Linked DNA regions of Homo sapiens: region 2 is linked to region 1. Evidence: chromatin contacts called from ENCODE Hi-C or POLR2A ChIA-PET data. All regions are on one chromosome and are shown on one strand. The core of a region is the stretch at or near the end of the contact, and the rest is flanking DNA. Distances in the headings are between cores, read along the strand shown.

Region 1 (4,859 bases), core at 1,286-3,785:
ATCATATGCTGAGGTTGCTGAGATCTACTGTAAGAAAGAATCTTCCATCTTTGGAATTGTGAAGAAGGAAAAATAAATTCATGCTAGTTTTGATGTCATACCTCAAACTGCAAAAGTGATGGCCGGAGTGCATGATACGTGCTTAGTTAAGACGGAAAAGGCATTACATTTATGGGTAGAAGACAAGAATAGAAACATGTTCCGACTGATAGCAATTGGGTTCGGTACTATCTATGGTTTCAAGCATCCACTGGGGGTCTTGGAACATGTACCCTGCAGATAAGGGGGGACTAAAGACTAAGGGAAGACTAATGGAAGACTCTGTGATAAAGTACAGAAGGAATCAAATGACTGAGGAGGGGATGGGAGGTGGGACACCCAGTGGGTGGGCGTGGGGCTGCCACACTCACCCCTTGATGAGTCGGTAGACCACACAGCAGTCCTGATTTAGACCCCGCACCTTCAGGGCCTTGTCTAGAGAGTCGTAGACACTCATGCCATCCCGGACAGTCACCTGTGTGTATGTGCAGATGTAGGGGTCCTCAATGCCCAACAGAAGCGCAGCTGATGTTCCCATCCTTCTGCAAAGGCCTCCCCCAACCGTTGTCACCCTTTTGATCCCAGAGTTACAACTGGGTCCATCCACAGCCCCTGCCATTTCGCTTCCATGACTCACCACCGTGCGTTGCTTGTTGGGCAGGTATACTTTGACGGTGCCCACTGCCCGGGATGGCTCGGCCCCATTGGCAGGGGGGCCCCGTGGTGGCTCCATGGAGCCTTAGATTTTGTCAAGATGGGCTGAGGTGGGGCTGGGCAGGTGCCATGGGGCTCCTACAAGAAGGCAGACAAGAATTCAGAGGTCCAATAATGATAGTCTAGAAGCAAAGTGGCAGGGGACAAAATAAAATTCAAAGTCCAGGCTCCTGTCGCCCCCTGCAGCCTAATTTTCACACGACAGTCCAAGAGATCCTGCTCACATCTGAAGTCCTTCCAGTTCCTTCTCTGCTCAGGCCCTCCTGTTGCTTGTCTCACTCTTGAGTGCCAAGGTCTCAGCTTCACTGCACAGGGTTGCGGGGGAGAGAACAGGGAAGGGGGACAGAGCATACTGTCTTGGAGGGTAGAGGAGCACACAAGACTCTGTGCTGGGGACCAATGGGGAAGTCAGTACACACTGCACTGAGCCGTCAGGTACATAAGAAGCACGAACAGAATGTCCTGGGTTTTTTTTTTTTTTTTTTCTGTTTTTTTTTTTTTCTGACAGAGTTTCGCTCTTGTTGCCCAGGCTGGAGTGCAATGGCATGGTCTCAGCTCACTGCAACCTCCACCTCCCAAGTTGAAGCCATTCTCCCGCCTCAGCCTCCTGAGTAGCTGGAACTACAGGCGTGTGCCACCACGCCCGGCTAATTTTTTGTATTTTTAGTAGAGACGGGGTTTCACCATGTTGGCCAGGCTGGTCTCGAACTCCTGACCTCAGATGATCCACCCGCCTCAGCCTCCCAAAGTGTCCTGGTTTTTTAACAGAGAACGGGGGAAATGCCAGTTACTGTGGTGAGGGAGGAGTCGCAGGCACGGTGATGGGAAAGAGAGGATTATCAGATACTGCCCTTAGTTTGGGGAAGATGGAGGTTGCACCAAACATGTCCTTAAAGGGCACTGTGGACATCCCTAAGCCCTGGGGTGTAATGTTGATGTTAGGACCACAGACACCGTTGTTAGGTGGCTAATGGAAGTCCCAAGCCTCTATGATGAGGAATTCATGGGGGGGGGGGGTCACTACATACTATGCGGAAGGGAGATGTAACAGGCGTCACTAGGGACTGTAATGGGGAGAAGGGTGGAAATGGAAATGACCAGACATTGAGCCGAACTGGGGAGGTAATGGTGGACCACCAGACATTGTCATAGCAAAAGGAGAAGGAAGGTATGGTGTTGCGGGGAGAAAAATGGAGGTAAAGAGGGAGCTCCAAAATTCTCCTTGACAACCTGTGAGGGGTCACAGGCATATTACTGGTCTAAACTGAATGAGGGATCATGGAAGGCGGTTACAGAGGCGAGAATCCTGACATTCTCCCGGCGGGGGCGGTCAGACACTGATCCAGAATAAGGAAACCGGGGAGTGAACCGCGTTTCCACACACTCCCCGCAGTTGGTAAGGAAAGGTCATTGGACACCTTAGCGGGGGTTAAGACGGAATCCCGGCACCACTCGGTCGGGTCCCGCCTACCAAAGGGCTTCCGGCTCTGCGCAGGCGCACCACCACTAGCAGCGGGCGAAACCATCACCCGCAGCCTTGCCCGCCTATTCCTGTTACCCACCCCACCCCCGCTGTCGACGATGGTCTCGCCCCGGGTCAAACCACTCCTCCGGTTCCGGGCAGGGAACGCCGGGGCCCAGGCGCAGCCATCCTGGAGCTGAGCTTTCGGTCCGGGCTCCCTGCCCGTGCCCGGCAGCCGCTCCAGAAACCGAGCCCTCCCGGGCCCGCCCTCACCTGTCACGCCGCTACAGCCGCCGCCGTCTCCATCTTGGGCCTCTCTTCTTGTTTCCTCACAGAGTCCGCCTCCGTCGCCTCTCGGACTCTCGTTATTGGCTCTGCGGGACTCAGCCTTCCACCCTTATTGGGTCAGGGTCACGTCTGTCAAGGCAAGACCAACGGAATGTGAGTCGTGTTCCGGATTAGGAGGGGCCGCCTGAAACGTCAAGATCTGGGGCAAGCGCTCGTCCTGACTCGCGCAGGCGCAGTTGAGGCAAGACCTGCGTGCCTAGGGCTTTAACCCCAACAGTGGCATAGACGTATAAAGCAGAACACAGGTCATTTGGGGCTGACCTTAGGGCTTTGGCATCTGGGCGGAGAAATCCTTAAGTACCCTTTTTGGGCCAGTGCCCTAAGCACCCTTTTATGATTTTCCCGTGTCTCAGTTTTTACCATCTTTGAAATGGGTTGGAATCAGAACCAATGATCGGCGATGTTCACCAGCTCTAGGAGACTGTAGTTCATAGCCTTTGAGGACAGCGGGTCTCTGGTGTGGCGGGGGCTGGGGGACTGGGCCTAGGAGGGGCGGCCTGCTGTCTGGGAGGCTTCCTTTAGGAATGGGGTTGATTAGGACTATGAAAAACTAGTCACAGGTGGCCAGGTGAAGAGGGAAGTGCGGACCTGGAAGGGAGCACGATGCCAGTCAATGTGTGGAGGTATTGTGGGGTAAACACAAATTTTTAAAGATCGAATTTTCCCTGGTGTCAAAAGAGAAAGACGTCTCTCTTAGAGCATTTCCTTTAGAAAACTTGTAACTGTAAAATTTTCTCTGTCCCTTTGAGATGTATGTAAGTCCTTTTAAAAGCTAAATCTCTTGCCAGTTTTACATCCCCGGAATGTTTTTCTTAAGAGCCTTGTAGCCATCTCTTTGAAATGTAAACATCAATGAAAATAGCACCCCTGTCTTTCCCTGTCTTCGTGGGAATTTGATCTGCGTGCCTGGCTTCAAGTTATTACCTGCTTGTCATAGAGATATGAGTTTTCGTTTTCCTTTGGATAAAGGCAATTAACTAACACAGATAGCCACCCTAATTACCAGGTGAATTTGGGATGAAGTATGTGTACCAAATGGTGCCGTCAAGTTTCTTGAGCACAAGTTATTGTTTGAGAATATGTTTGTAATGGGCTGTATCTGCCTGCTACATAAACGGATGAGATTTCTTTCTGTCTTTGAAACCTCTTTAGCAGATTGTTTGTGATGTGCATCACAGTCTGGTGTAATGCTTATTCAGTTATAAAACTTTCCATTCCTGCCGGGTGCGGTGACTGATGCCTGTAATCCCAGCACTTTGGGAGGCCAAGGCGGGCGGATCACTTGAGGCCAGGAGTTCGAGACCAGCCTGGCCAACATGGCAAAACCCCGTCTTTACTAAAAATGCAAAAAAAAAAAGTCAGCTGGGCGCGGTGGCGCGCGCCTGTAATCCCAGCTACCTAGAATGCTGAGGCAGGAGAATCACTTGAACCCAGGAGACAGAGATTGCAGTGAGCTGAGATCACGCCACTTGCCACTTGCACTCCAGCCTGGGTGACAGAGTGACCCTGTCTCAATAAAACAAAAAACAAAAAAAAACTTTTCATTCTTGTCTACTTTGTGGAGAGGATTCATTGGGTTGGCACGAGATTCTCTTTTTAATTATTTCCCCAACACCATGAATGGCCTGTTGTGTTTCAAGTGACTGCATTCTCCTGTTTGGAGATTTAGCATCCTTTGGCAATGTAATGGGAAAGATCAGAGGAAGGTCATAGGTGAGGGGGGGCCTCAACATATTTCAATCTGTATTTATCACATGGCTTTCTCTGTCTATAAGAAGGAAGACAGAAGTTCTGCCTACTGGCCTCCCATATAATTTCCATTTCCCAACTCCCCTTTTCTTTTCTTTTCTTTTCTTTCTTTTTTTTTTTTTTTTTTTTTTTTGAGACAGAGCCTTGCTCTGTCACCCAGGCTGGAGTACAGTGGCAAGATCTTGGCTCACTGCAACCTCCGCCTCCTGGGTTCAAGTGATTCTCCTGCCTCAGCCTCCTGAGTAGCTGGGACTACAGGCGCCCACGACCATGCCTGGCTAATTTTTATATTTTTAGTAGAGACGGGATTTCACTATGTTGGCCAGGCTGCTCTGAAACTCCTGACCTCAAGTGATCTGCCCACCTCGGCCTCCCAAAGTGCTGGGATTACAGGCTTGAGCCACCACACCTGGCCCCAACTCCACTTTTCTATTCGGATCTTCACCATTTAATGGCTAAAAAAATTTTTTTTTTTTTTTTAGAGACAGGATCTCACTATGTTGCCCAGGCTGGTGTCGAGCTCCTGGCCTCGTTCTCCCAACACTCT
Region 2 (4,095 bases), core at 282-2,781, 910 kb before region 1:
CCATAGATGGCCCACTTGTGAACCTGTCCACCTCCCATCACTGTCACCCACACTCCACACATTAAACCCTGCAACTGCCACTATCAACCCTTCTCTGCTCATGTCATGCCCATTAAAATCTCACTGACTGTATCCCCAGTTGTCCCCATTGCCCCTAGATTCATATAGTCCTATTAGCCCCCATTAATCCCTTGTTTTCCACCTTTATCCTAATACTACTTCATTGTACCTCCCACTCCCTATATCTCTCTCGTTTCACCCCATTCGCCATTAATCCCTTAGATGATTAGGCCCCTTTATTACTACATCCTTATGAACCTCTAACAATGCCTGGAGAATCATGGTCTATTAGCTCCCCATTAAGCATTCAATTACTGATTTATCAGCCCCCATTAACTCAGTTTTCTCCAATAGACCCTTCATAGATCACAGCACTAGCCTCCTGCCCTGTAACTCTTTCATTAACAAACACGTTAACTGATCACACATCAGTTCCCCATTCTCCCCTCACTGTCCACCCTGCTCTCCATGGATCCATCACTGGATGATCACACTCCAACAGTTTACTATTCACCTACTATGTATCAACAGAAGTTAACCCCCCCAACCCTAGTTTACTATTGCCCTCTCTTTACTCACTCTGTCCCCTAATTCCTCGACGGTCATGCCACCATAGCCCAACTACTGACTCTGACTACAACACCATCAGCCTCTCATTATCTTTTCTTTCACCAAGGCCCCTTGATCATGACCTCCATCCATCTATTATTCCCCCCACAACCTCACCATCATCCTTGCCATTACGATGCCCCATCACTTTCCATTAACCCGTTGAATATCATACCTCCATCAATACCTGGGGGATCATTTTCCCATCCATCACTCGTTATATTCTAGTTGCTTACTCTGCCATCCCCTCATTAATCAATCAATGAACAACAGTTCGACTAAAATATTCTTATTAGCCCCCATTGATTCCCCAGTAACACCCCACCCTCACGCTCCACCCAACCTCCCAAAACAGCCTTCTGACCACACTCCCCGTCCCTCCTCATCAATACCTCAAAGATGATAGCTCCATCGGGACCACCGGGTACCCCTCCAGGCGGCTCCGACCGCTGCGTCCCATGTCCCCACCTCGAATCCACCCCGTCTACTGGTCCCCTTCTGCAGACAAACCTTGGGTCTAGAACCCACCCGGTGCCAGCCGCCCGAACCATACACAGCTACGGCGCCCAGGGCGGACCTCCCTCCTTTCCCCGCAGGCGGGACAGTGCAGGCGTGCCTCAATAGCCTCCGCCCGCATTCCTGTCCTCCGCGCCCCAGGGCCCACCTTAGTTTTCGGAGCAGGGTGGTCCGCGAGCAGCCTGTGCCTCGGCGAGAGCGCAAACGGGCGACAAGTCCTAGGGCTTCAGTTTGTGTTCGTAGTCCACCCGAATGCCCGGGGGGGCAAGCCTATGGGCTGTCGCAGCGTGGCAAACTCGGCATCGTGGATCGCCCAGGTTCCGGCGGGCCGGGACCTGATGTGAACGTACAACGTGAGCCCCGTCATCTATTGTCGACGTATCCGGGGCTCGCGAACTGCGTTTCCCGGCATGCAACGGGCACGGCCAAAGCGGCTGAATCCACGCACTGCGTGGCTGCAGCGACGCGACGCGCAAGTTGCCAGCGATTCTTTGTTCTTTTTCTTCCGAGGCCAAGATCGATTTGCTCCCCCGCCCCTCCCTTCTTGGACCGTGCTTGTTATTGAGCCTGTAAACTACATTTCCCAAGATGCCACGCGCAAGATGGCGCCCATTCATTTTTCGCGTGCCGGGAAGCGAAATTACCACTCGGGGCATAAACGTGACAGTAAGGAAAATGCGTTCTTGAAGTGCGCGAGCGCGCGGAGGCTGCTCGGCTGCAATTTCAGATCGCACTACAGCTAATGCATGGCGCTGCCTGAGTTTTACTGCCTCAGAACTTCAGTTTCCCTGTCTGGAAAGTGGGGATAATCAATAGTATAGACTTAACAGCATTATTGGGAGGGTTAAATAGGTGTAGCTTAGCCACTCTCTGGGCTTTTGTAATTCTGTGATCTTCAAATATTTTAAATTCCATCCCAGACACAAAAAAAGACTATACATCCTGACCCAGTGGACAAACGGAAAAATAATGAAAACGTTTATCATAGTGTTTACCATGTGCTAGGCTCTAAATGCCCTCAGTGGTGTGCTGGTAAATGGTTAACCACTGGCTGGGGCGGGGGTGGTGGCGGGGAGGGGTGGGGGGAAGGGAGGCTGGTTTCTAGCATTTACCAATTTCCATGGCTTAGGTACAATCTTCTTGTTAGATTTCAAGGTACCGACCTGTGGTCACTGAACAGGGAGTTTAAAAGAGATGCAGTAGTGCACTATCATGTATTATTTTTACCATACAGATAAAATGGGGGTAAATGACCTCAAGAGCATAGAGAATAGTGGAATGTGGTAAAATTAGGAAGTTACCAGTTTTGAGTAAGTTTATATCATTTCATTTTTAACCATAGCTGTTTAACTTTAGGGGGCTGAGGTGGAAGGATCGCTTGAGTCCAGGACTTCAAGACCAGCCTGGGCAATATGGTGAGATCCCCGTCTCTACAAATAATAAAAATAGCCGGGCGTGGTGGTGTGTGCGAGTAGTTCCAGCTACTTGGGAGGCTGAGGTGGGAGGATTGCATGAGCCTGGGAGGTCAAGGCTGCAGTGAGCCTTGATCTTGCCACTGCACTCCACTGTGGGTGACAGAGTGAGACCCTGTCTCAACAAACAAACAAAACCAGTTGTTAAACCAGCTGTTTAACAACCAGTTTGCAAAATTTCTGAAAATTGAACAGCTCCTCCCAACCTGTATAAGTTGGCTCCAGCATGTCCTTCCCTTTGTTCATTCATTTTAATCCTGGCAACATGCATATGAGTATTAGCCAGGGGCGGCGGCATGTGCCTTTAGTCCCAGCTACTCCAGAGGCTGAGGTGGGAGGATCCCTGGAGCCCAGGGGTTTGAATCTAGTCTGGGCAACATAGCGAGAACCCATGTCTCTTTAAAAAATAAAAGGGCTGGATGCAGTGGCTCACGCCTATAATCCCAGAACTTTGGGAGGGCGAGGCGGGGGGATCACTTGAGGTCAGGAGTTGGAGACCAGCCTGGCCAACATAGTGCAACCCCGTCTCTACTAAAAATACAAAAATTAGCTGGGCGTGGTGATGCGCACCTCTAGTCCCAGCTACTCAGGAGGCCAAGGTGGGAGGATCACTTGAACCTGGGAGGTGGAGGTTGCAGTGAGCCGACATCGTGCTACTGCACTCCAGCTTGGGCGACAGAGTGAGACCCTGTCTCAAGAAAAAAAAAAAAAACAGAATGATTGATTCCTTAGCACACGAGCTTCACCAGGCAGGGATTCCTGTTCTGTCATGTTCACTGCTGCCTCCCAGTGCCTGGAACAGGGGTGGCGCACAGTTGGTGTTCAATAAATGTTGGTTGAATTCATCCTTTTGTTGCTTCGTTCCTTAATTTTTTCCCCAGTGGTGCGTCCTGCATTTCTATGGAGCCCTGGGTGGAGGCGTAGAGACTCTGAGAACCAGGGAAGAAGCCAGAGCTTTGTCAGCAGAACTCAAGGGCATTGTGGGACTGTGGGAACATGACTCCCCTGCAGAGGCGAGCGAGTGTGAGAAAGGAAGGGTTCGAGCCACCAGGCCTCCGCTCCACAAGAGAGGAGGGGGTGCCAGGCATTGGGGGCCCATGTTCACCCTGTGGGACGCTTCCCACGTCCTGTTTTCTTGTCGCTCACGAAGAGGATGTTTAACTTTTAGCAAAGAAACTTGCTTCCTCCAGCAGGACCGGGGGTTTGGGGGACAGGAGCCAGGCTCTGAACTCTCCAGGCTCTTCCCGAAGTAGGGTGTCGGCCTGCAGCTCCCACCCGGCACCCCACTGAGTGTAAAGGTGTCCTTCCCTTGGCCTCCTGGAGGGGTCAAGGAAGGGGGAGCTGCCAGGCCAGCTCTTTCCCGGTGGGGGCATCTTAGCAGTGTGAGGGAACGAGGGGGGTGGCCCAGGGGCAGGGGACTAGGACTTTGCTGCCCAGG

The links. Hi-C counts contacts between places; a loop is a spot of excess contacts on that map. ChIA-PET counts read pairs that join two places held with the same protein, here RNA polymerase II (POLR2A). Pooled maps may share reads with other maps.
Region 2: a loop to region 1 is called in a pooled map, with 6 times the contacts of the local background. The contact joins the promoter of FTSJ1 here to the promoter of ARAF in region 1. A Hi-C loop is called at or near these places in 1 of 37 single-sample maps with no recorded cell type and 6 of 50 pooled maps. POLR2A ChIA-PET finds 5 or more read pairs at or near these places in 1 of 52 experiments (activated CD8-positive, alpha-beta memory T cell).

The regions. Positions count from the first base shown.
Region 1 is chrX:47,558,881-47,563,739 of GRCh38, reverse strand. ARAF (A-Raf proto-oncogene, serine/threonine kinase) reads right to left here and starts at 2,535. Exons shown (of 16, transcript NM_001654.5): 1 at 2,489-2,535; 2 at 677-831; 3 at 411-514. The coding sequence starts at 772. It overlaps LOC124905184 (a long non-coding RNA gene), which reads left to right and starts at 2,301. Exons shown (of 2, transcript XR_007068225.1): 1 at 2,301-2,656. RefSeq lists a silencer at 2,169-2,468.
Region 2 is chrX:48,473,635-48,477,729 of GRCh38, reverse strand. FTSJ1 (FtsJ RNA 2'-O-methyltransferase 1) reads right to left here and starts at 1,531. Exons shown (of 13, transcript NM_012280.4): 1 at 1,334-1,531. LOC124905185 (a long non-coding RNA gene) reads left to right here and starts at 1,387. Exons shown (of 2, transcript XR_007068226.1): 1 at 1,387-1,851; 2 at 2,542-3,502.